Regions from separate parts of the Homo sapiens genome. Here region 1 is linked to region 2. A link is a loop called in an ENCODE intact Hi-C map of the cell type or tissue named here. Cell type or tissue: prostate gland. All regions are shown on one strand. Each heading gives the region's core, and the rest is flanking DNA. Links, peaks and the distances in the headings are about the cores only.

Region 1 (14,909 bases), core at 3,402-8,401, 150 kb before region 2:
CATGTGCACTGCAGCAGCCGGGAGGTGCAGAAGCTATAGGTGCTGGGAGAGCTCCCTGGAAGCTCAGATCAACTTTGTGCTGACAGCTTTCCATCACAAGTGAGCACTTTTGTTCCAAGGAGCCCTCTCAGCATGGGAGGTGGGTAGCCTAGAAGTAGGGGTAAGGCATGTAGGAGCGGTCTTTGCTGGAGACTTGGAAAAATACTCCAGCTACCTGAGCTTCAGGTTGTCAATTCTGGGGGGCATTCAGCATCTTCCCAGGAGGTCCCAGGGGAATCAGGCCCCCTGCATATAGCACCAGTCTCATTAACACACCCTAATACTGGCCTTTCCTCCTTGCCTGTCGCACTCTTCCTGCTTCCTCTCTCCGGCTTCTAGGGATCACCCTAAATACACCACCAGCAGGCAAGTCTTGTCACAGGCTCCTCCTTCAGGGCAACCCGTATTAAGGCAGCCTGTTTCCCAATGACTCCAAGCAAAAGCCCTCTTCCCAGGTGCCCTTCCCAATCCCATCTTGCTTCACAAGCGGAATAGCTTTTCCACTTCAATCAAATAAACCGTGTATTATTTTTTGTTTTGTTCACTTCCTCCTGTTTCCCTGTCTCGGGTGTATGACCACACCTTCCAGAAATGCCCTCCGCACTCTTTCTGTTATCCATGTGCATTACATCTTCTTCTTTTTCTTTTTTCTTTTCTTTTTTTTTTTTTTTTTGAGATGAAGTCTCACTCTGTCACTCAGGCTGGAGTGCGATCACGTGATCTTGGCTCACTGCAACCTCCGCCTCCTGGGTTCAAGTGATTCTCCTGTCTCTGCCTCCCGAGTAGCTGGGATTACAGGCGTGCACCACCACGCCCGGCTAATTTTTTTGTATTTTTAGTACAGATAGGGTTTTACCATGTTGGCCAGGGTAATCTCAAACTCCTGACCTCAAGTGATCCACCCATCTTGGCCTTCCAAAGTGCTGGGATTACATGTGTGATCCACCACGCCTGGCCTTGCATTACGTCTTCCAAGTGCACGCCATAAGACCTATTCCATGCTGCAGCCTCCCTTCTGTCACTCTTCCTATATTCTGTGTCACTACTCAAATGTCATTTATACTGTAGCACTTATGTGAATATTTTTGTATCATGTATTTTATGTACAGAAAATTTGGAGGAGAAAAGAGGTGATTTTTCTCTACTCATCCTCCTGGAAACTTCTCTTTGGCAAGTTGCTGCCACTGACCCCGCTCTTCCTCCCCTTAATCGTTCTACTGGCTCAAAAACCATAATTAAGGGAGCCAGACTTACATTAAATAAAAAAAAAGACAAAAATGTTTTTCAGAAGCATTCCCTGGAAATGTTTGCTTTAAGTTGAGGTTGGTGGGGCTTGAGCATTCATCTTGACAATAAGAGCAACGAAAGCAGTATCTCTGGTAGCTGATCTCTCTCACCTCTGTCTTTACCTCCAATGACTCCTCTTATTTTTGTCATCAGCAAAATATCTGTATGGGAGGGGAAATTGCTGATGAAATGCTTTTTTGACAGTTAACAAATATTTCCTGAGTGCACACTCTCTACAGATCCTTGGAAGGGCCCATGTGAGAAGTGGATTCGTGACATTCGGCACTGCCCTCTCCTTCAGGAGTCCCTCACCCTTGGGCTTCCGTCAAAGACTCCTGGGTTCTTCCCAACAGCTCTCAGTTACCCTCCTCTTTCTCCCTTGGGTGATGCCCTCTGCTTCCTCCACCCTCAGTGAAGGCACTGCACTCTCCTTTCCTGGCTCCTGGTCCTCACTCTCCCCTCACCCTCCACATGGATGCTGCCCAGAGACACTCCTCCACTTCCCAGCTGCCTGCTGGGGCATTTCCACTGAAAAGTTCCACCATTACTTCATGCTCCATGGAACCTTCAGGAGCTCTCCTGAAAAGCAGCCTCTTTCCATATTGTTCCTATTTCTGATGCTCCAAGGCACCCAGCCTGGAAGCCTCAGCTTTGCCTTTGCCAGTTCCACTCCCTCATTGCACACATCTGGTCACCAAGACATCTGGTCTTCCAAACAAGAGCCCTTCCCTTCCCTTTTCCCTTCCCTTCCCTTCCCTTTTCCCTTCCCTTCCCCTTTTCCTTCCCTGTGCTTCCCTTCCCCTTCTCCTTCCCTTCCCCTTCTCCTGCCTTCCCTCCCTCCCTCCTTTCTCTTTTTCTTCCCTTCCCTTTTTCCTTCCCTTCCTTTTCCCTCCCTTCCCCGTTTCCTTCCCTTCCCTTCCCTTTTTCCTTCCCTTCCCCTTTTTCTTCCCTTCCCCTTTTCCTTACCTTCTGCTTTTCCTTCCCTTCCCCTTCTCTCTCTCCTTCCTTCCTTCATTAGTTCCTTCCTTCCTTCCTTCCCTCCCTCCCTTCCTTCCTTCTCTCCCTCCCTCCCTCCCTCTCTCCTTTCTCTCTTTCTTTTCTTTTCTTTCTTTTTTTGAGACAATTTCATTCTGTTGCCCAGGCTGGAGTCCACTGGGGCAGTCACAGCTCACTGCAACCTCAACCTCCCAGGATCAGTTGATCCTCCCACCTCAGCCTCCTGAGTAGCTGGAACTACAGGCACATGCTACCATGCCTGGCTAATTTGTGTGTGTGTGTGTGTGTGTGTGTGTGTGTGTGTGTGTGTGTGTGTGTGTGTATGCGCTTTTTTTCTTTTTCTTTTTCTTTTTTTTTTGGTAGAGACAGTTTTCGCCATGTTGCCCAGGCTGGTCTTGAATTCCTGTGCTCAGGTGATCCACTGCCTTGGCCTCCCAAAGTGTTGGGATTACAGGCATAAGCCACTGCACCCAGTTGGAAAATTCTTTCCTGTCCCTCCCTGCTGCAACTCCCCATCTACCCCATGACTCTGCTGGTTCCTAGGCCATGGGTCTCCCCCATCTGGTTCCCAGGGCCATTTAGGTGCCCTCTATTGCATGCAGGTTCCATTCTAGTCATTTTGAGGTGTCCAAGTACTGTTTGGTTGCCTTGAGCCCCCTCACTTTGGCATTTGATGCCTTTTCCACCCTCTGACCCCATCCACCTTTCTAGTATGCCTCATCCCATTTTCTAGCATGTGTGTCCTGCCCCAGGCAGCCTCTGCTCAGGAAAGCTGGTCCACCCTCTGGGCACTGTTCACACACCCCATCACCTTGGCTGTCTTCCCCAACCTAGACCTGCTAACTCTGGAATAGTGCAATACCGCTTCCTCCAAAAAGACTCCCTTGACCATGCTGCCCACTTGGGATAAGTAGCATCTTTTTTTTTTTTTCTTTCTTTCCTGGCAATGAATCACTATTATTAGGTCGGAGCAAAAGTAACTGTGGCTTTTCCCATTGAAAGTAATAGCAAAACTGCAATTACTTTTGCACCAACCTATTACTTTTTCAAGTCCTTTTATATTGTTTTGAATTGTTAAGTTTTCAAGGGTCTATTTCATTCAATATGTCAGCAAACATGTATTAAGTACAGGTTGGGCAGGGCGCAGTGGCTCACATCTGTAATCCCAGCACTTTGGGAGGCCGAGGCGGGTAGATTACTTAAGGTCAGGAGTTCGAGACCAGCCTGACCAACGTGGTGAAACCCCGTCTCTACTAAAAACACAAAAATTAGCCGCGCGTAGTGGTGGCCACCTGTAGTCCCAGCTACTCGGGAGGCTGAGGCACGAGAATCGCTTGAACCCGGGAGGCAGAGGCAATGAGCCGAGATCGCGCTACTGCACTCCAGCCTGGGCAAAACAGCAAGACTCCATCTCCAAAAAAAAAAAAAAAAAAAAAAAGTACAGGTTGTTGTTTTCTCAGGGAATCCTCATAGCTGGTGAAGTATCCAGCTTTTCATTTTACGGATGAGTGAACTGGGGTTTAGAACTGATAACATTTTGCCCAAGTTCTCACAGCTAGCGAGAGGCGTGCCGCAGTTTATCGTGGGGTGGGTCTAAACAAGGACCTAAAAACTGTATTCGAATCCCAGCCCTACTACCGCCAGCTGTGTGACCTTACGAGGCGCCTCACTTTACTGTTTCTCCAACAGAGACAGACATTTCTTGTTACCGCGCAAGTGGGATAACCTCCCCACCAGTGTCTAGACACAGTAGGTGCTCAATAAATAGGTGTGGGTTTGCGGTGGCAGAAGAGCGCTATCCCTTAAGTTTCTGACAGTGAGGGGGAAAAAGGCTAAGCAGGGAAAGGAAGGGAAAGGGGTAAACTGAGCTCGGCGCAGTCGAGAGCGCGAAATAGGGAGGGCTTCCTGCAGGCCAGGAATTTGGAGAGGCCGAGGCTGGGAGAAGAAAAATGCCCGGTGACGGCGGAGGGGAGGTGGAAGGACGAACGGCTCCGGGAAGGGGTGAGGTCTAAGCGCAGCCCCGGGCCCAGCGGAGCCGAGGGCGGGTGGTGCGGGGGTTCCTGGGTAGGTTCGTCCCGACGGGCCGCGGGCGGATTGAAGGGAGGGTTGGGCCCGCCGGCAGCCCCGGCGGGTCCAGGCCCCCGGCCAGCCCCTGCCCCTCCTCCCAGGAGGGCGGGCGGCGACTGCGGGGCGGGGCGCGGGCTCGCTCGGCCTCCCGGCGGCGCCGCGGCCCTTGCACTCCGGCCGGGCTCTGCTGGCTGCGGCGGGAGCTGGACGCGGGAGGAGGCGGCGGCGGCGGTGAGTGAGCTCCGGGCTGGAGCGGGGCGGGGTGTGCGCCGGCAGCCGGGTTTCGGGGTGCTAGGGGCCGCCCAGGGCGGCGGGACCCCCAGGGGTTCGGGCTCAGCCAGGTGCACTGTGCTCAGTCCGCGCGTCCACTCTCGGTGACCCGCGCCGCGCGTGTCCTGGGGCTCGAAGATGCGACCCGGACTCCCGCGCCGCGCCCCGCCGAGGGCAGGCGCAGAACAGATGCGGGCGATCCCTGGGGAACCCGCTTCGGGGCGGGGTGGGAGGGAGGAGGCCCTGCAGAACCTCCCTTTAGTGAAGAGGGACTTTCTGCCTTCGCACCCCTGCCTGGACCCTCCGGCTCTAGTGACAGCTGGGAGAGACTCACACGAAGCAGTTTCTGACCTATCCTGTCGTACACAAGTCCTCGGCGTGCTCGGCCGGACCATCCCCTGGAAAGAAAGGGGCGTGTGACCTTTCTCTCCCCGATCCTCCAGACCACTGCGCCGCCCAGGGAGGTCATCCCCGAGAGAGCCCCCGCCTCACTCGGAGCACACATTCTAGCTCTCCCCGGGACTTTTCCAAGTTGCATCACTGTTTGGCCTCTAGACAGGTACTTGGCTGTCATGTTGGAGTTAGTTACACAGGATTTTTGAAACTTTGTATATTTGCTTTGTGTGTTCTTCACCCTAAGGCCGCTGCCCTCCCGACTCTGCTTATGCCGCTCAAAACGTTGCTCAAAGCTCGCTGGGAATGCTTTTGCGGGCATTGGTTCTCAAACTTGGCCCCACATCTGGAGAGTTTTAAAAAATACTGGTGCCTGTGTCCCACTCCCAGAGATCTGGATTCGGCTTGCCTGGGTTGCAGCCTGGACAATGGAATTTTTAAGACGCCGCAGGTGATTCTAATGTGCAGGCAAGTTTGAAAACCTCTGCTTTGAGAGTTGCTCCCACCAGCCACTCTTCGGACGGCTCAAGATCAGTCCTGATCTAGAACTCATCTCAGGTCCTCATAGCTCTTCCCTAATCCACCTCTCCACCTGAAGAACCTGTTGATTGGTGCTTTCCAACTTTAGACAGTAGATGGTGCCTTTACTGAAGATCCCTTTGTTTCTACCTCTCTGTTTACAGTCAATACTGCCAGGGCACTTTCTGCCAAGGAGGTGGGAGTGTAGGCATTAGAACCGAGCAGTCCTTGTCAGGGTCAAGGTTATAATACAGGGTTGTCCTATTCAGGGAAAACCAAGTGATAATTTGACTTGTCATATTCGGGAATGATTTCAGATTAAAAGGAGAAAAAATACTTTAGGGTTTGGTCAGCTTTTGGAGACCCTCCGGAGACTCCCCCACGTAGATAATGGAGTTGCATAAATGTGGAGAATTTTCCTTCAAAAAGCCAAAGCTAACAACATCCTTAAGGTTTTGTGGTTGATATTTGTGTTAACATAAGTCCATTTTTGTAGATTAAACTTATTCTGGAAGTATGATGAAGCCCTGCAGACAGAACACAGTGTATAACATGGCACATCTGAGATGACACCTGAGACACCTGTCACATGGTCTTAAAAATGATAGAGAAGTAGGACTAAGGAAAATGTAACCATGCTTATATTGGCTAAATTAGGTCATATATTTTATCAAGAAAATGTGTTTTCACTGCCCTTTTTAGTAATGTGATAGTCTCCGGGGATCTTGGTTAATTTACTTTTGTACCCCAAATATGATGTTTGCATTAAAATTTCCACCCTGATGTTGCTACCTGACCACAAATCAGTGGTTTTAAGTTTTTCTTAGGGGGTGGCCCTCTATGTGTTTTTTTTTTTTTTTTTTTTTTTTTTTTTTTTTTTGAGACAGAGTTTTGCTCTTGTCGCCCAGGCTGGAGTGCAATGGTGCAATCTCAGCTTACGGCAGCCTCGGCCTCCCTGGTTCAAATGATTCTCCTGCCTCAGCCTCCCAAGTAGCTGGGATTACAGGCACCCGCTACCATGCTCGGCTACTTTTTTGTATTTTTAGTAGAGACAGGGTTTCGCCATGTTGTCCAGGCTGTTCTCAAACTCCTGACCTCAGGTGATCTGCCCACCTCGGCCTCTCAAAGTGCTGGGATTACAGGCATGAGCCACCGTGCCCCGCCTGTATTTTTATTAACAGTGGGATGACATCCTTCCAAGAATGCCTTGCTGAAGTGAAAGAACATTTACATTCATTTCTAGCTGCTAATGTAAGTCCAAAGAACATTCATTTTGAAAAATACAAAAATGACATAATTTTGCCCACTTGGTTTTCTCGCTTTTCCCCAACTTCCACGACCATGCTCTGCTGCTACTACTGTATTCACTTGCTGGAGGTGTGCACCCTGTGGGAGCCGTCTTCATTGTCTTGGCTTTGGCTTGAAATGGAGGTTACATGCAGCGCATTGTCTTACAGGGTGTCCCCTGACCCGAATCATCACCCTTTGGGGAGCAAGACTATATGGAAAGTGTTTTCCTACTGTTTTTTTTGTGTGTGTGTGTGTGAGTGAGTGAGACCATGCCAACAAAATGAAGCCATATTATTAAATGGTTTGTTAACTTCCAAATCTTGTCTCAATTGGGAAAAGAAAAATGCTTATTCGAGGATGCTGTTGAATTCATGGTGTCTGAAAAGTCACCCCTGAACAGCAATAGTTACACTGTGAATATAATAATACACTCTACCCCCCCAAAAAGAAAAGTTTATGTAAATGTGGGCCTAAGCACATTTATTGCAATTTCTCACTTTGGAGTAGCAGCTCTAATATCCTAAAGTGATTAGAAGAAAGTAAGTGAAGAAAAATATGAAGAAAGGGTTAGTGAGATACTTTTTCATTTAGGGAAAGGGGATACAGCAACTAGAAAAGGCCTTGGGTTTGTGTTAAGAATTTATTGCCCTGGTGGCTTCCTTTTTTTCTTTGTTTAATTTGCTTGTGCTGATGGGTGAGGGAGAGTTAAAGAAATTTAATGGCCTCCTAACTCTCTTTCCCCGTGAAACCCATTTATCTAAGAGATGCCATTGGCCTTTTAAAAATATCCAACTGATTTTATGCTTTTCCTTTCTTTTCATCTTCTGATCTCGGCACTAAAGGGCGGTGGCATGGCTGAGAGGTTGGCATCAGAGCAGGAAAACAAAGTTCAAGGGGAAACCAAAAATTGGGTAATTTTCTCTGAATGACCAAGTGCTTACTTTTTTCAGGCATGTGACATTGCTGTTATCAAGAAACCAGTTATGACATGAAAATCCTGAAAATGGAAAAGGAAAAAAGAAAAAAAAAGGGAATGGGGTGGGGGATGGAAATAGCACCAGGGTTGACTGACCTTTACCGAGGAGGGAAGGCTTAGTGTTTTCAGCCTGGTGTCCCCCGTGTCCCGATTGCAGCCCCCTGTACTTCTCTCCTCATGCACCCTCCTGCATCCCTCAAGCCAATATCCTTGGGGGAGATAGTGCTTCATCTTAAATTCACACTAAGGTGTCTTTTTGTTTTTGTTATTTGAGACTCTGCTCTGTCACCCAGGCTGGAGTGCAGTGATGTGATCTCAGCTCACTGCAACCTCCGCCTCCCGGGTTAAAGCAATCCTCCCTGCCTCAGCCTCCTGAGTAGCTGGAATTACAGGCATGCGCCACCATACCCCGCTTATTTTTGTATTTTTAGTAGAGATGGGGTTTCACCATGTTGGCCAGGCTGGTCTCGAACTCCTGACCTCAGGTGATCCACCTGCCTCGGCCTCCCAAAGTGCTCCGATTACAGGCATGAGCCACTGTGCCCAGCTGTTAGTAGCCCCTGTTACTAGCAAAAGCTATGTATTACCCAGAGTTGTTGGTAAACAGGATAAGGTTCCTGCCTTAAGGGGCCTGAGTCAGGTGGGGATGTAAACCCTGGGTTGCAATAAGTTAGGAACTTTTCTAATCAAGAGGAACACAGTGGCCCGTGGGGTACTGTGGGGCACCTGGCTAGCCTCGCCTGGGTAGATGCCTCCTCAATTCATTGGCACAGGAGGCATAAGACATGCTTTACTTGGGTTTACATTAAAGCTTATTCTATTAGGCCCGTACCCCAAATGACTGATTTTGGAAATGTCCGACTCCAGGAGCGAGAAGGGTGCAGGTATCCATCATGCAAAGGGGAGGTGGGAGGTGGAGGAAGAGAACAGATTCTGGCAGGTGTCTTTTGCTTCTGGAGTCTACTGAACAGGGGTACTTCCTGGGAGTGGGAAGCTCATGGAGAATGTGGCTGGATCCATTTTTGGCACATTAGTAACTGGTAAAGTAAGCTTAGTAGCGGCTACCTCCGCAACAGAGCTGAAAGGAGAATGCAAAGTGCAGTGTGAAAGCCGCAGCTGCAGCACTTTTTGGAGCAAGTGGTTGGGTTTGTATCTATGGCTCCTGCCAATGGGCAGACATTGGTTCCTCATCATACCATGGTTGCTGTAGCTCAGGCTTCCTTGGGCAGGCTGAAAACTGGACTTCACACTGTTTTTCCCTTGGGTAGGTGGTTTCCAAATAGCTGACCCATAGGGCTAATAACCTCATGGTTATAATAGTTACTATTTGTTTATTGACTGCCTTTCAAGTGCCAGGTAGCATGCTCAGCACTTTTCGTTCATTACTGTAAACCCTTTACATTCCTGAGAGGCAGGTGGCAGTGACCTCATTTTACATATGAGGAAACTGAGGCCCAAGGAGGTGCTGAATCCTGCAAAGGTGCATAGTAGTTGACAGTGGCAAAGTTCTCATGCCTGTAATCCCAGCACTTTGGGAGGCCGAGGCAGGTGGATCCCTTGAGCCCAGGAGGTCAATACCAGCCTGGACAACATGCTGAAATACCGCCTCTACAAAAAAATACAGAAATTAGCCTGGTGTGGTGGTGCGTGCCTGTGGTCCCAGCTACTCTGGAGGTCGAGATGGGAGGATGGCTTGAGCCTAGGAGGTTGAGGCTGCGGTGAACCATGATCATGCCACTGCACTCCAGCCTGAGTCACAGAGTGAGACCCTGTCTTAAAAACAAACAACAAAAATAAAATGGCAGAGTTGAAGTTCGAGAGTACTCTGGTCTGTCTGAATACAAAGCTAAGTTCTCTCTACTGTTTCTCGCTCCTCTTAAGCTGAGCTGATTAAGAAATTGTGTTCTCAGTGCCTTGTTTATTTTTTAACATCACAGTCTCCTTAGGTCTGAACTGATTTACTATTTTCCTCTACCTCGTGTAAATAGGAATTTTACTATTTTCCTCTACGTGAGGTAGAGGAAAATAGTAAATCAGTTCAGACCTAAAGAGAAAGTATTCCGCTAAAGGCCACTGCGACCTTGTGATCCCAAGGGAAATTTATGGACTGCTGCTTTTCTAGGTGTCTTAAAGAAGAGGGTAGATTAGGCTGTGCAGAAAGTCTCTGAACGGGTCCCACATCCTAGGTTAGAGAGACGTGATTTCCACCCTTCTTCAAGTTCTGCAAACCTCTGAGTTTCTGTAGATAATTGGTTGTTGGGTAAGAGATTAAAAACAAAATTCAGCGTTGGGCATTCTAGAATAAAACGAAGCTGTGCACATCCAATTCCTGTTTATGTGGTACTCGCGACAAAAACAAAACTTTGCTGCATAGTAATTACCTCAAGCTCTTAAAATTACAGGTAGTAAGGGCTTAGAGGCCATATGGAGTTATAATTAGAGATGAGTTTAAAAAAGGGCTAGTGAATGAATGTTCATTACTACAATGAGCACTAGCTGAATATTTCAACCCGAGAAGGATCAGCTCCAAGGAACATTTCCAGGGAGTTAGCGGAGGGTCGTCATGGAGTTAGAGTGTTTGGGATTAGTGCACAGAGCATTTGTTATGAACGTGCAATATTTCTGCCAGCCTGGCCAGAAGCCTCTTTGTTTACAGGGCAGGGTTTCTTCCCTGCTGCCCAATCACAGGGATTTCTGCTTTGCTTTGGTAGAGTACGTAATCGTTCAGGTGATTGCTTTGTAGTGTGTTAGGTCTGTAAAGCTCCTCGACTGTTAATAATCTTTTCCTGTTACTTATCTCTTTGCTGGAAGATTGAGGTAAGATGACCTCTAGTTTTGGCCTCAAGAATTCTCTTGTTTTTGACCTTTTCCCTTAGTTTTCTATCTTTGTGTTTCATTGCATTCAAAACAGGCCCTCTGTTTTCCCTTGCAAATTTATAGTCCACATAGGGAAGAGGAACGACTGTGACCAGGACTATCCAGGAATCCTGTGATGGGAGTGTTGTTAGTCCCATTTTCCAAGTGAGGACCCCTTCCTCTCTAAGGCTGGGAGTTTGGGTATTCCAACTAGGACTGTTAAACTTTCAACAATGGGGCTCTTTTGACTTGATTACAAAAGAAAAGGAAATGGCCCAGTTTTCAAAGTCATGAAGAGGTTCTAGTATATCTTATGAACTAATATATATCCTTGAACTCTTTTGTAGCTGACAGTATTAAAAAAGGTTTGATTCCCCACCTTTTTTGCCTGTGTGGTTTTTATCTTCCTTTCTATAAACAATGACTTACTCAGAATTATACAGCAGCAGCTGAAAAGTTGATTAGCCTCCGTCCTTGCCCTAATCAAGTATCAAAAACCTGGAATGTTCACTTAGAGTGGTGATTACTGTGAAAGCTTTAGGTGCTGGAGAGGACCTGATAAAGAATGGAGTGAGAGATAAGAGAGAGAGAGAAAATAGCTTGCAAAGGGATTGCAGGGTGGAGTTTAACAAACTTAAGATTTCTTTCTTCCTTTTTTTTTTTTTGTTTTTTTGATACAGAGTTGCCCAGCCTTGTTGCCCAGGCTGGAGTGCAATGGCACAATCTCAGCTCACCACAACCTCCGCCTCCTGCATTCAAGCCATTCTCCTGCCTCAGCCTACTGAGTAGCTGGGACTACAGGCACGTGCCACGACGCCCGGCTAATTTTTTGTATTTTTAGTAGAGATGGGGTTTCACCATGTTAGCCAGGATGGTCTCTATCTCCTGACCTCGTGATCCGCCTGCCTCAGCCTCCCAAAGTGCTGGGATTACAGGCGTGAGCCACCACATCTGCCTTTTCTTTTCTTTTCTTTTCTTTTCTTTTCTTTTCTTTTTTTTTTTGAGATAATCTCACTCTGTTGGCCAGGCTGGAGTGCAGTGGTGTGATCACAGTTCACTGCAGCCTCAACCTCCCAGACTCAGGCTCAAGTGATTCTCCCACCTCAGCCTCCCGAGGAGCTGGGACCACAGATGCAGGCTACTATGCCTGGCTAATTTTTATGTGTGTGTGTGTGTTTTGTAGAAATGGGGTTTTGCCATGTTGCCCAGGCAGGTCTCTAATTCCTGAGCTCAAGCCATCCACCCACCTAGGCCTCCCGAAGTGCTGAGATTACAGGCGTGAGCCACCGTGCCCAGCCCAAACTTAAGATTTCTTTTACTTGTGAGTTTCAGGTTTGGGGCTTAAATGCATTTGGTCTGGTTGTGGCCAGACTAGCTCAGCCCTAACAGTCTGTGCTGCCTTGGGCCACCTATAAGCTTTGGGGAGTGGGGTGGGTGGGTTGGGAGGAGAAGGTAGGGTGAAGGGAGAGGGGAAATAGTGGGTAGGAGATAAGACCCACCAGTTAGCTGATTCTCCAGGCCTGGCTTGCTCATGGCATGACTGCTTCTCCCTGCAGGCCTGAGTCCAACTTTCTGGGTGTGAGGCAGCTGGATGGGGTACAAAAGAGGGAGAGAGTTGCCAGACACTTTCCAGGAGACCTGCCCAAGATCAGTAATTCTCATAATAGCAAATGCTCCCATAGCATTTGCCTCCAGCCCCATCCTAGAGCTTTTACTATAGCAATTCTATGGGATAGGTGCTATCATAAACCCATTTTACAGGCGATAGAAACAAGGCCACGGGAAATTGGGTAACTTGTCAAAGTGCTGAAATCCAGGGTTGAAACCCTTGCTGTCCGGCTCTGAGCTATGCTAACAACTACCACCTCATTAGGCATAGAGGCCTGGATGCTGCACCTGCTCTTCATTCATTCCTTGAACTCACCCACGTATTTCTTCAACAAATTATTGATAGCCTGTATATGCCTTTATCTTGGCAATGAGAACAACATAAGTGCTCTTTGTTTATGTGTCTGAATTCCCATAAACTTTATTTTCTTTCTTTTTTAAAAAAATTGCCATAAACTTTCAAACAAACCTTTAAAGAGACGAGACCTCTTTACTGACCTTGTATACCTGGTGTCTGGTAGAAAATAGGTGCTCAATAAAGCTTTGTGGAAGAAGGAAGAAAGACAGTGTTTTGAAACTTGACATCCTTGTATTTCCTCTGTCTCTAGCAGCCACAGTGATATCTAAACAGAAAAACAGACAAGCCTTAAGTAAAGTGAGAGTGTGTGGGGAGTGTTTTGCAAAAATAACAGGAGAGAATTTTTGATAAAAGCATGCTGTCTTGTATGCATTTCAAGTTCTCATGGTGAATCATTTTTTGCTTGTTTGCTTAAAGCATTTCTTATCTGAAGGGCATCCCGACACCCAGCTTGCAGACTACTGAGTGAATCAGGGAGGCCCTTCAGACTTCCATGCATTGTTCGGGGCTGCTCTTGTCATCAGGGTCTGCAGAATATATTTTCTTTGCAGTTGAGGACCAAATACCTGGTAAGGTTCAAGTCCACCATCCATTTTCCTGTTTAACATTTAAATGCATGAGCTAGTAGAAAGTAGTTTCACCTTGGGCTGGGTGAAGTGGCTCACGCCTATAATGCTAGCAGTTTTGGAGTCTGAGGCAGGCCGATCAGTTGGGATCAGGAGTTCAAGACCAGCCTAGCCAACATGGTGAAACCCTGTCCCTGCTAAAAATACAAAAAATTAGCTGGGCGTGGGGGCGCATGCCTGCATTCCCAGCTTGGCTTGAACCCAGGAGGCGGAGATTGCAGTGAGCTGAGATTGTGCCACTGCACTCCAGCCTGGGTGACAGAGAAAAATAAAGTAGTTTCATCTCCTGTATTTTCATTCCTTCTTCACACTGTGGGGCAAAGAAAGGTCTCATTCACTTGGATTGGAAGCTCTATTTGACGATCACTAGGAGTGATGGCTCTTTGGTTCCTCTTCCATTTCAGGTTTGTTTCCTCCTCTGTAAAATAGATGTAATGCCTACCCCATACAGTCAAGCCATATCTCTTTGACATAGTACAGTGGTTCTCAAACAGGGTCCCCCCAACCTCCCCACCCGGGGGTACATTTGACAATATCTGGGGGCATTCTTGGTAGTTATGACTGGGGTGGTGATGGCTCCTGGCATCTAATGGGCCAAGGCCAAGGATGCTGCTAAATATCCTTTGATTCAAAGGACAGTCCCCCACGGGAATTATCTGGCTTAAAATGTCAGTAGAGCCAAGGCTAAGAAACCCTGACAAAGTGGAACCTCAAACAACGGTAGCTCTTTTTAACATCTCTGATCCAAGGGAGCTATTGGCCAGGGACAAAGATCCCTCCTTTCTTAAGTAGGGTGGAAAGAATGGAATTTAACGTTTTATTGATGCCTCTGGGTTTCCCCACAGGTGCCCCTGAGGTGGGAACACCTCCTTTTCTCTCCATTAAACATGACTTAACTTCATTTGAAACTTGCTTGCATCGTTTACATATAAATAGCCATGCTAAAACCAGTGAAACCACTTAGCCTGTGGGGTGGTTAAACCCATTCCCTGCAGAGGACATTGGTGGAGTGGGGCCTGTGCTGCTACAGGCTTGTGAGCCTCGCTTTTCTCCCCTGTTAAAGGGCAGATAGGTAATTGTGTCACCCTCCCATCTCGTCATGTTGCTCTGACTCTGCACGTGTGAAACTAGCTCTACGTATGTGAATGTGCTGTGTGATTCCTAAGGTATGCCTTTTGAAGGCATTTTTCACGGGATCCGTTTCAGTCAAGGACACTAAAATGGTTGGGGCTCAACAAAGAATATCTGTGTTACGGGCATAGTAGGAGGCCCCCCAAATAGTTCCTGCAGCAGGGTGTGTGATTCGGGAAGCAGTGTGGCCCAGTGGTTGACAGCATGAGGTCAGCCACTCACAGGCTGCTCTGTGTACAACCTTTGGCTTTTCCCGTGCTTGTTGTGTGACCCTGGGTTAGCTACTTCACCTCGTTGCACCTCAGTTTCCTCACCTGTAAAATGAGGATAACGACAGTGACGACGATAACACCCAGCTGAAGATGGGTGCGAGGCTTCAGCGACTGGTCCTTGTGAGGTGTGCGGTGAAGATGGGAGCTTAGCTCAATAAATGAGTTGCTGTTAGTAAAATACTATTTGATGTTGGCTTGTAGCTTGTGTATTTTTACTCAGA
Region 2 (14,909 bases), core at 5,433-10,432:
GGCCGTGTTAGCCACTGGCAGTGCAGCTGGCAAGAATTAAAAATGGGCCTGACAGTTTCACTCTCTTTACCTGAATTATCTGGTCTTAAAAATAATGCCATGAAAAAAGCACCATCGCTCTGAAATACTTTGTTTTCTTTAAAATTGGAAACCAGATAGTCAGCTCCTTTTGTTTGGTTACTCTTTCTATGCACCTCTCGTCCTTGAAGCTGACAACTCAAAGGGACCTTAGTCCTTGAGGAAAGAAAAAAGTAACTGGTGTTTTTCTCAGTCTTTGTGCTATTGGTCTATTGCATCTTCACGTATGATAAATAGATTTCTTTACATAGTAGCTGAAGACGCTGGTAAATTTATGTCTGATTTACCATGACTCAGTTAAAAAGTAGCAGAGGGGCATAAAGATGCTGTTCTTGGTTAGCTCAATGCCCTACCGCTTGCTTCAGGACTGTGTTGCTGTCTAGGGCTACTGGAACTGCACTTAAGGCAAGGCATCTATGTTTCTATTTTAAAGTGCCTTCTGCAGATGGGGAAGTAAAGAAGCCTTTGCTGGAGAAACCACAGTTCTTTCCTTCAGGAGGGGATAACAGTGCATACATTATTCCTAGGGCTTTCCCTCCCACCCCATTGGACTTTTGAGTATTGAGACAACCAAGGAAAAAGGGCCCAAGGCTTGCACTGTTGCAGCCCACAGACACTGAGTGGCAGGGACTCCAAGAAGACCAACTTCCTTCTGGTTAAGCTGCCCATTCCTTGACACCCATAGGCTCACCTGCAACTTGTTTGTCATTAATATGAGCCAATTGGGACCTCAATCATAGGGTAAAATCTGCGTCTGTTGACAGATAATGGTCCCTGAGCTCAAGGACACTCACCCTACATCTACCCGTGTTGCGCCTCAGATTCTCCAACCTGATATATTTTCCCTAAATTTTCATCTCATTATTCATTGATGAGCTTGTATTCCTGGCCTCGGAAATAGAGTCTCTGTAGCTACAGAGCGTTTCACTCCTGATACTGTCCACATGAAGGGTCGGAAAAATGCAAAGTTGCCATGTTTGCTTTTTTTCATGTGAATTTGGGACGTTTTCTCAGCAGTGACCTATTGGAACATATGTCTTGAATTATGGAGGAGGAAGACCGTTGTTCTAAACAGTGTTTCTAAACCTTAGTACATGTTAGAATTATCTGGGGAGCTTTCAAATGCAAATGATTATGGGCCCCATGCTAAGAAAAATTGTGATTCCATCAGAAAAAGCTAGAATCTATATTTTAAGTACAGACACCCCATCCTTGCTTGGTGATTCTAACATAAGAAGCCTTGGGATCACTTTTGGGGATAGGCATTCATTTTTAATAGCTAAGTGTTTATCATATGCCTAATAGTGAACATACCCAGATAGACAGAAAGTCTCTCCCTTGCCTTTACGGAGCTTACTACCTTGCAAAAGAGGCAAGCATATAAGAAATAATTTAAAAATAATGTAGCAAATCTATTCTTCTAGGCAATGTGTGTGTGCTGGGGTGGCAGGTGTTGGCAGGCCCTAGGCCCAGAGTGGTGAGTCTGTGGTGTCTTTTGTGGTTCAGGAGAAAGAGCCAGGCAGCCCTGCCTGAGCCAAGAGTGGAGCAGAAATGCATGCACGAACCACATGGAGGCTGAGTAGAGCTGGGTTGGCTTGTCTGCTGCCTGGAGCCCTTGGGATTGGGGTCTAAGAGGAGGAGAAAGGCTGGGGGATTCCTTTGGGGAGGGGGTTGAGTTGGATCCTGAAGGTTCTACAGGAAGCCATTGGGGGCCCTCTGTATTTGTTGTTTTCACAGATTGACGTTTTTTGGGACATGTGTTTTGAGGGTTTTGTCCCATACCATACCTCACTGGTTCTATAACTCCTCCTCACCCTTTGCCCCAACACTGCTAAATCATCGATCAACAGAAACCCCAGGTTTGACCCTGCTTCTGGTGGGTGCCCAGCAGCAGCTGTGCTGGAGCACACTACTGCTAATTCCCCCCCACACTGAACTTCTGATTACCTTTCTTTTTGCCACCATCTTTTCCCCAGCAGCTTTTGTTAACCTTGGTTCTCTGCAGCAATTAACTTCAGCAGGTCGGCCACGTTGGCTGCTTCTCAAAGTGCAGCCAGCCCAACAGAGCCCAGGGACCGGAAGGCCGCTATGGGTCGTGTTTTAGCCCCACATCACATGGTTGGCAGAGCAGATCTGTTCCTATGCTCTGCAAACCAGGAGAGTCCGAAGTGATTTGGAATGTTTTCAAGATCCTGAGTTACTGCCTGTGGCAGCAGCTTGTAAACTGTTAAGCACTGTACAAATATAAACCATTGTTCTTGTGCAGTCACTGCAGGGACACAAGACTGGGTAGGCCCTGAGCTGTTTCTGTAGTGGCCCAGTCAGCCCTCGGTGCCTGACAACGTTTTCGAGATGATCCAGTCTGTGTTTGAGTCAGGTTGCTCTGTTCCGAGTTGTGCGTCTTCTTATTATCCTTGTACCTATGGCCCTAATGCTTAGCCATTTAAAGAAGCCACCATAACTTTCCTATAATATTTTAGGATTTTATTCTGGAGTTGCATGTTGTTTACATAAAGAACATAAGTCTGTGTGACTTTGTGAGATGAGAGCCTCAGGGGAACTAAGGGGAGTATTGCACTCAAGATAGTTGTATTTTATGGTAGGCACTAGTATTTGGTGCTGATTCAATCAACAACCACCTACCTGGCTAGTATTTTATCTGAGTAGTGTCTCTTCCATTTAACACCTTCTGTTCATCAAGTTCACCAACCTGTGTGTTTCCAAATTCCTTTTTGCCTGTGTCTGAGTCCAATTCATGGATTTTGTTGATGACAACTGCCTTTACCCAAATGGACCTTTGTTCTGTGGGGTAGTGTTCTCTTAGCGATTCATTTTTAGTTATTCTAACTGTAAGAACCATCTGCATAGCATAGTAAATACTGGAACATTAGGTGTGATGCTGTGTGTCACAGGATATAAATTGCCAAGTAGGTTTAGATTGTTGTAATGTATAACTTGACCTCGAATTTCAAGCATGAACATTCAGGTTTTCAGACACCATCCTGAATTCCCACCACCAGCAGCCTTGGCCATGTATTTCTGTAGCACGTTGTTTGTCTGCCCCTTCATTCCTGTGGATGTTTTTGGGTAAGTCAACTTTCCTATTTGGTCCTTGAATTTCAGAACCAACAATGCCCTTCTATCTCTGACAGCTTTATTTTGATCTTCTTCCTCATCACGGATTTAACAGATCTGATTGCTTTGCAGTGTGACTATGAAGTTCCCTGTGCCACCCGTTCCTGTGGCTACCTGGTTAGTAGGTGACAGCACTGTCCTTTCCCTGCCATTTGCAGGGAAATCTGAGTCAGACTACCCAGGAGCAGAAGCAGTTGTCTGAGAAGCTCAAAGAGGAGAGTGAGCAGAAGGAGCAGCTAAGAAGGTTGAAGAACGAGATGGAGAATGAGCGGTGGCACCTGGGCAAAACCATTGAGAAACTGCAGAAGGAGGTGAGGGGCTGGAGGAGGAAAGAGGAAGTAGGGCCAGATGTCTTTGTTGGACCCAGTCCCCTCTGAGGGTCTGGTGAAAGCCTGGGAAACCTGCAGTAGGTCTAAGCACAAAAGTGTCAGGGATTTGCAGATCCCAAGAGGCAGCTCTTTGGATTTGTTGAAAAGATAGACACTGGTCTAGAAAACATTAATGCCAGTACCCTCTGGATTCTGGGCACCAGAATCACCTCTTAACAGTTAGTAGAAGAAGGCTGTGTGTCAGTGCAGATGGAACCAATGTTGAGTGAATCAGAATCGACATCTCTGTGCAGAGTCTCTACCTTTGCATCTCTATTGCTTGTCCAGGAGTGTGAAAGGCAGCTTCAGAGCTCAGTAGCTGCTGCTCTTTCTCTTTATGTCTGCCCCACCATACCCAGAAGGGGTAAAGGCACAAAGCTGGCAGGCTTTCTGTATTCTGGGAGTTGACACGAGTGTCTGCTGTTTTCTGACATGTATTATGTACCAGGCACTTTACTAACTATTTTGTTTCTAACTAGAATTTTATCTGTATCTGCTGATAAAATTTTATCTGTATCTGTGGATACTAATTCTGACAACAACCCTGTAAGGTAGATATGATTTCGGTGTTTCCAGTGTGGACATGGCCAGGGCCCAGAGAGGTTAACGACGTGCCCCAGTCATGTACTGGTAAGTGGCACAGCAGCCCTAGGACCCTGAGGCTGTGTGCCTGGCTCCAAAGGACGTGCCTGCTCACTCCTCCATGCTGCTTCCAAGTCACAGGTGCCCACACCTGGCTGACTCAGGATCAGGTGCTGGGCCATCTTTGAGGGGGCCATAGAAGAAAGGGAGAAGAGGAGATGTGCTGTGTGTTGAAATGGGACCCAGACCCTGGTCTCAGAGCATCCCAGGGTGGGCTCACACCCGTGTCACTTCTTCTAGATGGCAGACATTGTTGAGGCCTCCCGTACCTCAACCCTGGAGCTCCAGAACCAGCTGGATGAGTATAAGGAGAAAAACCGCAGGGAGCTCGCAGAAATGCAAAGACAGTTGAAGGAGAAAACGCTGGAGGCAGAAAAGTCCCGACTGACAGCCATGAAAATGCAGGATGAGGTAATGCCTGGCCAGATAAGTTCTTCCTTTATCCCTTATTCAAAGTATCCTTTGCCCTGAAAGTCTTCTGTGAGGGACTTGGGGGTAGATTCGTGAGACAGCTTTGGTGCTTGACTCTTCATTCTTCACCTTCTGGATGGGTTCCGTGGGCAAATGGCATTCTGGAGCACAAAGGACCCACCGGCGGACTGTGAGGCTAAATGGACACAGCTTTAACCTGACCATTTTCTTGATGAATCTATAATTTTTTGCCTAAAATGTTTAGCTGCCATTTATGGAGCAGCCATGATGTGCCCAGCTGTGTCCAGATGATTTATTTATATGCTTTCATGTTTTAATTTAATCCTAGAATAGGGATTACAGTAACTGACTGTTTTTTGGCCATTGATTTTTGAAAATACAGACTTTTATTGGCATGAGGGTGGCGGACAAGAGTTTCACAACAACAATAATGGCGAGTAAAAGAAATCCTCAGGAATTTATGAGTATTGAAATGATTAAAACATTCGTTTTATATTTAAGAATAATTGAGCAAAGAAACCCAAATGCTAGCTCCCTTCAGGCTTGGCCTCTCAAGAACTGAGAAAAAGAAAGGGGATGTTTTTGATTGTTTTAATGGAAAGCCGGAGGCTTCAAAATGTAAGCACAGCCTATGCTGATTTCTAGCTATACCTCTTGCCAACTGGGTCACCTTGAGCAACTTAACCCCAGTTTTCTGAGCATATGTTTCTACCTCTTTAAAAATATACCAAATATTAGTGACTTAATTAAATGAGTTAATATGTGAGACTGTGTAGCAGCGAGTCTGTACATCCCGGACACTTCATAAATATTAATTTCCTTTTCTTTAATTTTAGGGGCTTATTTTTCATGAACAGTGCCGAGAGCACCAAGATTCCACAGGAAAACATTTTTTTCTTTAAAAAACAAACTTTAATTTCTTTGATGATCAAAGAAAAGTCACCCATGAGTCAGTGCTGAAACTGTGTAAAAGAACAATAGATATTTATTGCAGGCTTCTAGAACACTCTTGAAAGGCCCCTGATAATGGATCCCCTTTGGCTCAGGGTTATGTGATACAGGACTCCAAGTAAGCAGTGAAATTAGCGCACTGACATCACAGTTCTCTTTGGTATTAAAAAAAAAAAAATCACATTCATTACTACAGCACAGAGGCAGAAGGATTCAGGTATCTGCCAGAACACCAACAAGCACCTGGTCTGATTTGACTTCAGAAGATCACAGTGTCACAATGACCCCTGAAAAGTACTTCCCGTTGCGTTTTATATAATGATTTTTATGATAGAATCCTTGGGTTGGAAAGAAACATAGAGATCCTCTAGTTAGATAAGGAAACTGAGGTCCAGAGAGACTAGTTAAGGCCAGATGGAGACCAGTATTGTTTATAAAAGAGCAGTCCTTCCAAAACAAAAAAAAAAAAGGATTCCTTGCAAGGAAAATAAAGATGGCCCTTCCTGGATTTTTCTCACTGATGCAGCCCTGTGAGACACTGTTTCCATGTGAGCAACAGACATGGACACCTCATCATTCTGCAGGGAAACTGCAGTGAGATACCACCCTTGACTAAGTTGGTAGAGTGATGGAGTTGTTTAAAACAAAAGTGAATTAACAAGCCAAGGTCTCTCTGGATCCTTAAAAAACTCAGGCTCAACTCTGTTCACTGCCCCTCTGCTTGTGTTTTGATTGAGCTGGTTGAAGATCTTGGTTAAAAAAAAACCCCAAAAGCTACAGGAGTCCGTTCTAAGTGCTGTAATAGTGGCTGCCTTTGCTTTGAGAGAAATAGGCATTTTTCACCCATTCTACCTCTGATAAGCATGATCTTTAGAGAATCGAGACTTAGTGATTACCATTGTTCAGTTTATTTTCTACATCTCTTTTAGCAAAGGGTGATTTTAACTACTTAAAGGTAGCACTAGGAAGTTCAAAAGTTGTTTGCTTGCTTATGATTCAGGATACATTGTTCACAGACACCATGCTAGTTAATCTCTTCTGCCGGCCCTCGTCAAGGACTCTGAGTATGATGGGGCCCTTACCGGGTGTTAGGAGGGACCTGCTGGGTGTGGAAGGTGGGGCTGTGCTGAGCAGTGGAGGAGGGCACGCTGGGCATTGGGAAGGGGGACAGGAAGGAAACGCAGGCTGCACATTTGCCTGTCATTCTTTCTGACCCTCACACTCATGTTCTTTCTGGGTATCATCTCATTTGATTCTCATAATAGCTTTAGAAGGCTGATTTTATAATTATCCCAATTTTGTGAATGAGGAAACTGAGTCATAGAGCGTTTTTGTTTTTTGTTTTTTTAACGCTCTGGAATATAGCACATCCTCTGTATCCAGAAAATGTCCCATCACTGTTTTCCATGGGGTGATTTTCATTCTGTGCTTTCATGTACTTTCTGTCATGGTAACCACTAAAACCAGATGTGGGTCTTCATCTGGAGATGTCATCTTCAAGGCTAGGCTGTTCTCTTAGAAATGCCCAGTGCTCCTGTCAGCCTCCCAGAGAAGAACACATTTCCTCAAGCTTTTCCACGGGTTCTCCAAAGCTGTCCTCAACTACTGGGGCTTTCCAACTCTTCTGTGCCAGACACTGCAGAAGGGTGGCATTCTGTAGCGGAGATGGCCATTCACTTTCATATACTCTGAAGGAAACAGACCCCCTGGTGTATTATTCTATTCATGAGACTAGCTCTACTCAATACTAGTACCAACTCCAAGAGGGTAGGACACTTAGAACAAAGCAGACAGCCTGCGGCTTCACCAGATCAGCCCACACAGATGTTTAAGGAAGACCTACTGTGCCCTGAGCTGGCTGGTCTCCCCAGGGAGCTTCTAGAGAAGTTCAAGACACTGACTGGCCCTTGTGAATCAAGCTGTTTTGTCTGTTGCGCTTTCTTCAAAGCTGTTAGTTGAGTGCCACCTTGTGGATGGAAAAAACAACAACATTATAAATTAAGCTAGCTAATCATGTTCTTCTACAAAGCAGTGGCTTTCCCTAATGTGCCTGTGTATGTTGTTAGGTTTTTTGCCAGTAGGTTGCTTTGCGGTCATTAATTCAGTTGTGTGTTCTTTTTCACTGAGTTGAAACCTCTTTTGAGGTGACAGTGATACAGGTAGACAATAAATTACCCCCTGGGAAACATGTATTTAGTTAAGGGGCTCTCGAGAGGTTTTAACATGACCTAGTAAAAACGACATTTTGCATTCAGCTGAGCACGGTGGCTCATGCCTGCAATCCCAATACTTTGGGAGACTGAGGCGGGCATCACCTGAGTTGAGAAGTTCGAGACCAGCCTGGCCACCATGGTGAAGCTCCATCTGTACTAAAAATACAAAAATTAGCTCAGTGTGGTGGCATGCACCTGTAATCCCAGCTACTTGGGAGGCTGAGGCAGGAGAATTGTTTGAACTCAGGAGATGGAGGCTGCAGTTAGCCAAGATCGCACCACTGCACACCAGCCTGGGCAACAAAGCAAGACTCCATCTCAAAAAAAAAAGACAAAAAAAAACTATATCTTGCAACCCAGGAATACACGCATCTGCACAAATATATGAATGTCTAGCACAAAAGATTTGCAAATCAATATTTGCTAATACTCTGCTATTTTTTTCTGTTCTATTTAATTAAAAAATGCTGGTCAATATCTACCAAATAGAATTTGTAACCTAATAGGTTGCTGCCTGTAGCTGGAAAACCTCCTCTTTTTACAAAAAGGAAAGTAAGGCCCAGAGGGAGGTAGGACTTGCTCAAGGTCTTCTGATCTCCCATATTGTGGGAGTCCAGCTGATCTTCCTTTTGGTGGGGTCAGCCTGTGCACTGTCTGTGGAGGTCTCTATGCTCTTGATGCACCCCAGAAAACCATCCCAGCTGTCTCTCCTCCTAGATGCGTCTGATGGAGGAAGAGTTACGGGACTACCAGAGAGCTCAGGATGAAGCACTCACAAAAAGGCAGCTTCTGGAGCAGACGCTGAAGGACCTGGAGTATGAGCTGGAAGCCAAGAGTCACCTCAAAGATGACCGCAGCAGGCTGGTCAAGCAGATGGAGGTCTGTGGGCCGTACAGTGTGAGCTGGGGGACCTGCAGAGAGCGAGGCTGGGCCACGAGAGAAGCAGCCTCTTTGCTCTCAGCTCAGCCTTTGGGAAGTCTTGGATTTTTATTCTCTCCCACAGCTGGGTGTAGTGAGGTTATTTCTTGATTGAAGGAAGGGGCCAGTCATTTATAGACTCAGGACATCAGAGCTAGAAGGAATGATGGATATAAATTAGTCTAACATTCTCATTGTCTTGAGAGGAAATGGAACAGATTCTCAGGGACATTAGGTGATTTTGCCTAAGGGCACAGATAGTTCCTTTTCTGTTTGTTCTTTGGGGCAGTGCTTCCAGCTAACTAGAAGGAACCAGACTGCTGCATGTCCAGAGAGGAGCCTCCTAGGAATCATCATTCTTCATTTGCCACACCACATTCTCCATTCTTGCTTCCTGTTTCTGGCCCATTTTCCCTTAGAGGTTATTGGGCTTTGCCAGAGCTCGCAGCACACTGTGGCTCAATTTACTGTGGTATACATAGTATGTACATAGTCCAAGACAGCATATCAGAAAGTGCTGAATGCACTCACCAGATGGGGGTGATCTAGTCACAAGCTGAAAACACCACATATTAGAAAAATGTAAATGAAGTAACAGAATCTAAGTGTGAACAGTTCACTGAGGTTGACAAGAAGAACCTTAGAATCACTCCATCTGAACTTTTAAAAAAGAATAATTCTTAGGAGCAAAACTAACCCCCAGAAACACACACACACACACACACACACACACACACACACACACACACACACACGCCCCAGTAGAATTTAGAGAGAGGGAGAGACACTGAAAAAATGGAATTGAGAGAGACACTAAAAAATAGTCTCAGTCTTTTCAGAGAAGTTAAAATTGTCAAAGTTTTGATAAAAGACAGTGCTCAAGGCCATGGAGAGATGGCTTAAATTCAAAATCAATGGAATTCCTGATTCAACTTTGCAAATAAACAGAAATAATTTTCAAAACGTCCAGGGGACTTAGTAGCTGTTTATATCTAGGGAGTGTTGTTTAAGTCATTGAAGATTTTATTAGATGGGCCTCTTTTAGAGACTAGAATAACCTGATTACAGTTTTATTGCTCTTTTGTTGGACTGCTGTACATTTTGCTAATGTCCTGGCTCTGATCTCTTTAGGGGAGGTAATTCTAAGGCAAGCTAAGGTCAACCCACTTAACTAGAAACTGATTATTCTAGGGCCTTAAACAACCTGGCTCAAAACAAGCTAAAGCCCCTTCAGGCAGTGGAGGAAGAACCTTTGGAGTAATGGCCCTGGCCGGCACCCTTAACACTCCTGCTGGGTTCTGTGCAGTATGGCTTTTAGGCAAGAAGACAGTCTTATAAAGAGGTGCTTTTAGCTGGTGATTGGGTTGTTAGGTCATTTCCACTGCTATATCCTGACTAAAGAGATCGTTTCCTTTGGCCGACTTAGGTCTAGAAGGAGTGGCATAGCTAAGCTTCATTTGCCCCTTTGCAATATTTAGCTATTTTCTCATTAATTACAAAATGAATGGCTCTGAAGACCCTGCTACCATGAGATGCGCTTGAGGGGTGTTTCGTCCCCTAAGAGGCGGCAAGCAGGACCGTCTTGCTGTGACTACGTCTTGCCTGCTCCTTCACTAGCACTTAAATTAATTTTCAAGACTCAAGAGCTCTCCTAACGACGGACATTTTCTGTAAACTCAGGTGGCTGTTGTATGTAAATGCAGCTCTTGTGGATCCTGAGTGATGTCTGACTATAGTGAGACTGGTCTTGGAGGCATCAGGAACCACTGAATAAACAGGAGGCTTCGGTGCAGGGCCCAGCTCCAATCCAAGTTGGCCTTAGAGATGCTTGGCTCCTGGGTGAGGGTTTTCTAACTTCCCTATAGGTTTTGATCACTACCTGGGGGCCGTTCACAGACAGTCACTCACTCACAAGAATCCTGGGTGTTTTATTGTGATAAATAGAATAATATTTAGGGATAGAGGTGCCCATTGCTTGTCAATCCACTTTGGCAATTGCAGAGACAATATTTATATACAAATGCTGCAGGTTCACATTTAAAACTTGGAATGCCAATTGCTTTTTAGCATTTGTGGCTCTGAGTTTACTTAGACCTATGACAGATTGGCTGGTGACAGGAGAAACACGTGCTCAAGGCTGACAACCCCCAGTTGTAAGTGGGGTGGTTTGTGTTAGAAGCCTCTTTTCTTCATACACAAAGCTGCTTTGAAATGTTTTTCTCTGAACACTCAATTAGGTTAGATTAGGAGCCAACAAAGAAACCACCAATTATTATTCTGAAGTGATGATGAGTTTAACAGAATTGGTTAGCACTGTCTTTTGGTTAATCCAATGCAGGTTTGGGAGTGCATCGTGCAAATGCATGCTGTTCCTTAGAAGGCTTAGAAGGCTGCTGTAGATTGACTCCTGCAAGGCTCTTGCAGACAAAAGATTGTCCGGAGCGTCAAGTGTTTTTTCCACATTGTCTTTTAACAGGCACTGGCTTGGGTAGATCTGTTTAAAGTTATTGATTCACAGGGAGAAACAGAGACTTGACAGAAACATGCTCAAATATCCTTAGTGTTTGCATTAGGGTTTGGGATAATGTTTTTTCTTCTTTTATGTGTTTTCTACATAAACATTTTATGTTACACATTTTACATTACAAGTCATGAAACACATAGTTTAAGAAATATCTGCTTTGGGCAATGTAAGAAATAGATATATTGTTTTTCCAAACTCTAATGGTAGTTAGCTCTCATTTGCCCTTAGGATTGTTTCTCTGTGGGGGAGCCTTTGCTGTTAATCCCGGTCAGTGCAAGTTAAGTCAACTGTGTTTGTGATTTCCTTCTTAGGACAAGGTGTCTCAACTGGAGATGGAACTGGAAGAAGAGAGAAACAACTCAGATTTGCTGTCTGAGAGGATCAGTAGGAGCAGGGAACAGGTACTATTCTATAGGTGAATGATGCGTGGATTGTCCTGTGTGAAAAAGGAACATGAGGGGTTAATCCTGGGGCTTCAGTTAAGTCCAGGAGAGAAAAATTCATGCCATCTAGAAATTGATGGAAGATTGAATAGTCATCACCATAGTGAGCTTCTAGGAGAGACTTTGACCAGATTACTTGTATTTTAGATTTTAAATTTTACTCCTTGGTCAGATTATTTCCTGATCTATACCTAGCATCATTTCAAGGTTTTTAGGTTTTGATTTCATCTTTTTCATTAAGAAAGTGCCAATGCTAGTCAAGAAAGAGTGAAGGGCTTTCTAAATGTTGATATACAGTTCGTCTAGCACCATTTCCAGGCTCTAGGCGTACAACTGGGTAAGTTGTCATTAAAAGCACATTCTATCATTAGAAGTTTCTACATGTATCCACAGGTGTCTTGTAAATGAAGGGCTGAGACTAGTGAATACAAATTAATTATCTTTGAAACTGCTGCTGAGTGTTCTGAATCCTCTTCCCAAAATGCTTCCATATTTTATCTGTCAAGTGGTTTGGGCATGCACTGGGGACACAGAAACTAGTTAACAGTACCTCTGTTTCCTCGTGATCTCACTGCTCTCCCCAGATCTCACTTGCCACTCCCAGTCTATCTCAAAGCCCCTCTGAACCTTCACTTAATTAAAAAATGGAAACAGAGGTCAAAAGCCTTTGGATAATACTGCATGTATTATCTGCACTTCGCTTGAGAAATTAGTTCCGTCATCTATAACACGAGCATAACTCTCCCCGATTGTCTCACAGTGTTGTCATAAGGATCAAATGTAAGTGAAACTCCTTCCAAAACTGCAAAAAGCATTCACTTGGAAAGTACTGTTATTGAACGTGAATGCTTCATAGGTGTGTGTACTGCTAATTAACTTGTCAAGGAAAAGGCTGCATCGTAGAGCCTACTTTCTGTTGCACCTAACATGGTGCTGGCTACCACATTCCACACACTTGCTTGTTGAACTAATGACCCTTAGAGCCTCAGCCCTAAAAGGCACTTTTCCCTCTATGGCCAATAGATTGTTATTCATAACCACTTGGGAAACTTCCACTTTCTGCCTTATGTTTTTGTCTTCTTTTTCAAATCTTCCCTATTCCAAAGGGCACTTTCCTCTGGTCTCTTCTGCTTATTCACATGGACTTCCCTTTCCTCGGTTCAGGGTGACCAAGAATTGGAAGTTCCAGAGCTTGGGGATAGCACCTTATGAGCAGGCAGCCCTGCTCAAAGTAGAACGTGAATCCCTGGCTGCTTTTCCGTATTCTTTTAGGTCCCTGTTGATAGATTTCTTTGCAAACAAGTGGGATACTCATGCTCCTTTGCTCCTGAGAGTGAAGAAAGTTGCAACCCAGCTGTGTTCCCTCCACCCTCCTCATGGAGAGTGGGTTCTGTCTGCGTGTTCCCAGGCTATGATTTATCTGGAGCTGCAACAGCTTATCAGGCCAGAGCTGCACAGGTTTAGAGAGGGACCTTCCTGAAAATCAGAGGCCCAGATAGAGAGCTCAACCTTGACATCTCCTCTACTGCCCGCCAGGGTTGTTACTGAAGACTTTGTTTTCTAAGTTCTCTCACTGGAATAAAAGCTGTTTTGTGATGAGCCCCTGCCAGCCTGGCTAAGTAGCGACGTTCCCCCCAGACATGTCAGGATCCGCTAAACATTCACAATGACAAAGGATGTGACCATGGATTTGTTTTGCCAGCGCTTCTTGTGGCTTATGCTAAGAGGAATAGTGGGAAAGCCTGTCATCCTATCAGTAATGAGGCCGTTACAACAGACCTTCAGTTCCATGTTTATATCAGAAACAAAACACAGACATTGAACCAGAACGTGTCTGCTTCCCTTAGCTCAGCTGACAGCCCAACACTGACAGAACTGATCATGCAGAGATCTGGTCCCAGAATTGCTCTGGACACTTCTTTTTCCTTTCAACTGAGCACTTGGATCATGGGGAATAGAACTGCTGTCCATGATGTGGTCAAGGCTAAAAATATTTCCACTAAGCCAAGAACTTGATGTCAGTTTAGGGGGGAAGTTAAGGGAACCAAGGACTTGAAGTAAGTCCAGGGAGGAAGTTAAGGGAACTCACTTGGTCTGCTGGGGAGAGCAGTGGGCTGGCAGTCCCAGTCCTGGCTCCTGCATTAGCCTCATTTACCTCTGGGAGAGTCCCAGCCTCTCTGAGCTCAGTCTCTAAAATCTATCAAAAGGAAGTCATTGATCCAGGTGATCTCTGAAGGCTCTTCTGAATTCTAACATTGCAATGCTGCAAGAAGGTTTCATACATCCAGAAGCGTCTGACTCACCCTTTACTTTCCCCCAATTCTCTCCCTGTATCTGAGTTACATGCCTAAAAAGATGAGTTCCACCAATGTCTATAACCTCTTTCCCTACCAGCTCTCTTTCCCTCTTCTGTTTTCTTTCTTCTCACTGCATCATCTGAGATAGGGAGGGTATAGCCTGGTGTTTGTTATAAGTGGAGAAATTGAGCACATTCACATGGACGTAGGAATTGGTAAGCCAATGAAACAGAAACGCTGATGTCTCCTGATTGTGTTCTGAGAGCTTCTCTTCTGGCCTTTGCTGCCTCCTGACTTGTGAGGGAGGGCAGAGAAATGGGTGGGCCAAATACCCGCCTCCCTGGAAAGCATCTCATTCTCATTCAAAGTTGAGGTTGAGCCAAGGCTTATTTCCTGCCTCTTGAAATGAAGGCTCTCTGGGGAGGGCCTTGGGTATAGACAGATGGGCCCTGATTCTGAGCTCTTCTGGTCCACTTAGATTAACTTCTAGGGCCGTGTGCCTGTGCTTTCCTGCTGAAATCAAAGCCAGAAAAGGGAAACTTCAAAACGTAAGGCCGCTTTTCCTCTCCCCCATCAAATGCTGACCTTATGACATCTCCTTAACAAGGACATCTCCTAAAAACAGGAAAGGGTGCTTGTTATCTTGAACCCAAGTAATAACATCGGCCCTGCCTTCCTAGCAAACTGCTACTAGGCACTGAAAAGAGAATGCATGGGATATTTTAGTTTGGTGATCTTGTTCTCTTTAAATTAAAAGGTTCAAACTTAACAGCTTTCTCCTTAAACTCTGAATTCTCACAAGCTCCTTTGCGGAATCTTTGCTTCCCCCAAACATCTCCCACTAGTCTTAGTGATGGGACTTAAGTGAATAAGCCACAAAAAAGGTTTTCCAGCAATATTAGTGAATG

The links. Hi-C counts contacts between places; a loop is a spot of excess contacts. Peaks named below come from ENCODE experiments on the same cell type or tissue, not always from the same donor. Only the 100,000 strongest peaks of a DNase experiment are listed, where the experiment ranks them.
Region 1: a loop joins it to region 2, with 3 times the contacts of the local background. A loop is called at or near these places in 11 of 110 quality-filtered maps.

What each region holds. Positions count from the first base shown.
Region 1 is chr15:57,371,948-57,386,856 of GRCh38, forward strand. It overlaps CGNL1 (cingulin like 1), which reads left to right and starts at 4,558. Exons shown (of 19, transcript NM_032866.5): 1 at 4,558-4,620. In prostate gland, for the core only: a CTCF peak has its summit at 5,709 (motif pointing right); DNase peaks (open chromatin) are centred at 4,674, 5,154 and 5,714; H3K4me3 peaks cover 3,395 bases; H3K27ac peaks cover 4,461 bases.
Region 2 is chr15:57,520,118-57,535,026 of GRCh38, forward strand. It overlaps CGNL1 (cingulin like 1), which reads left to right. Exons shown (of 19, transcript NM_032866.5): 11 at 3,372-3,524; 12 at 4,464-4,634; 13 at 8,537-8,698; 14 at 11,573-11,662. Among named protein-coding and RNA genes, the nearest start is that of GCOM1, 64 kb to the right of the region's middle. RefSeq lists an enhancer at 7,173-7,756. In prostate gland, for the core only: a CTCF peak has its summit at 7,572 (motif pointing left); DNase peaks (open chromatin) are centred at 7,534 and 9,056; H3K27ac peaks cover 5,000 bases.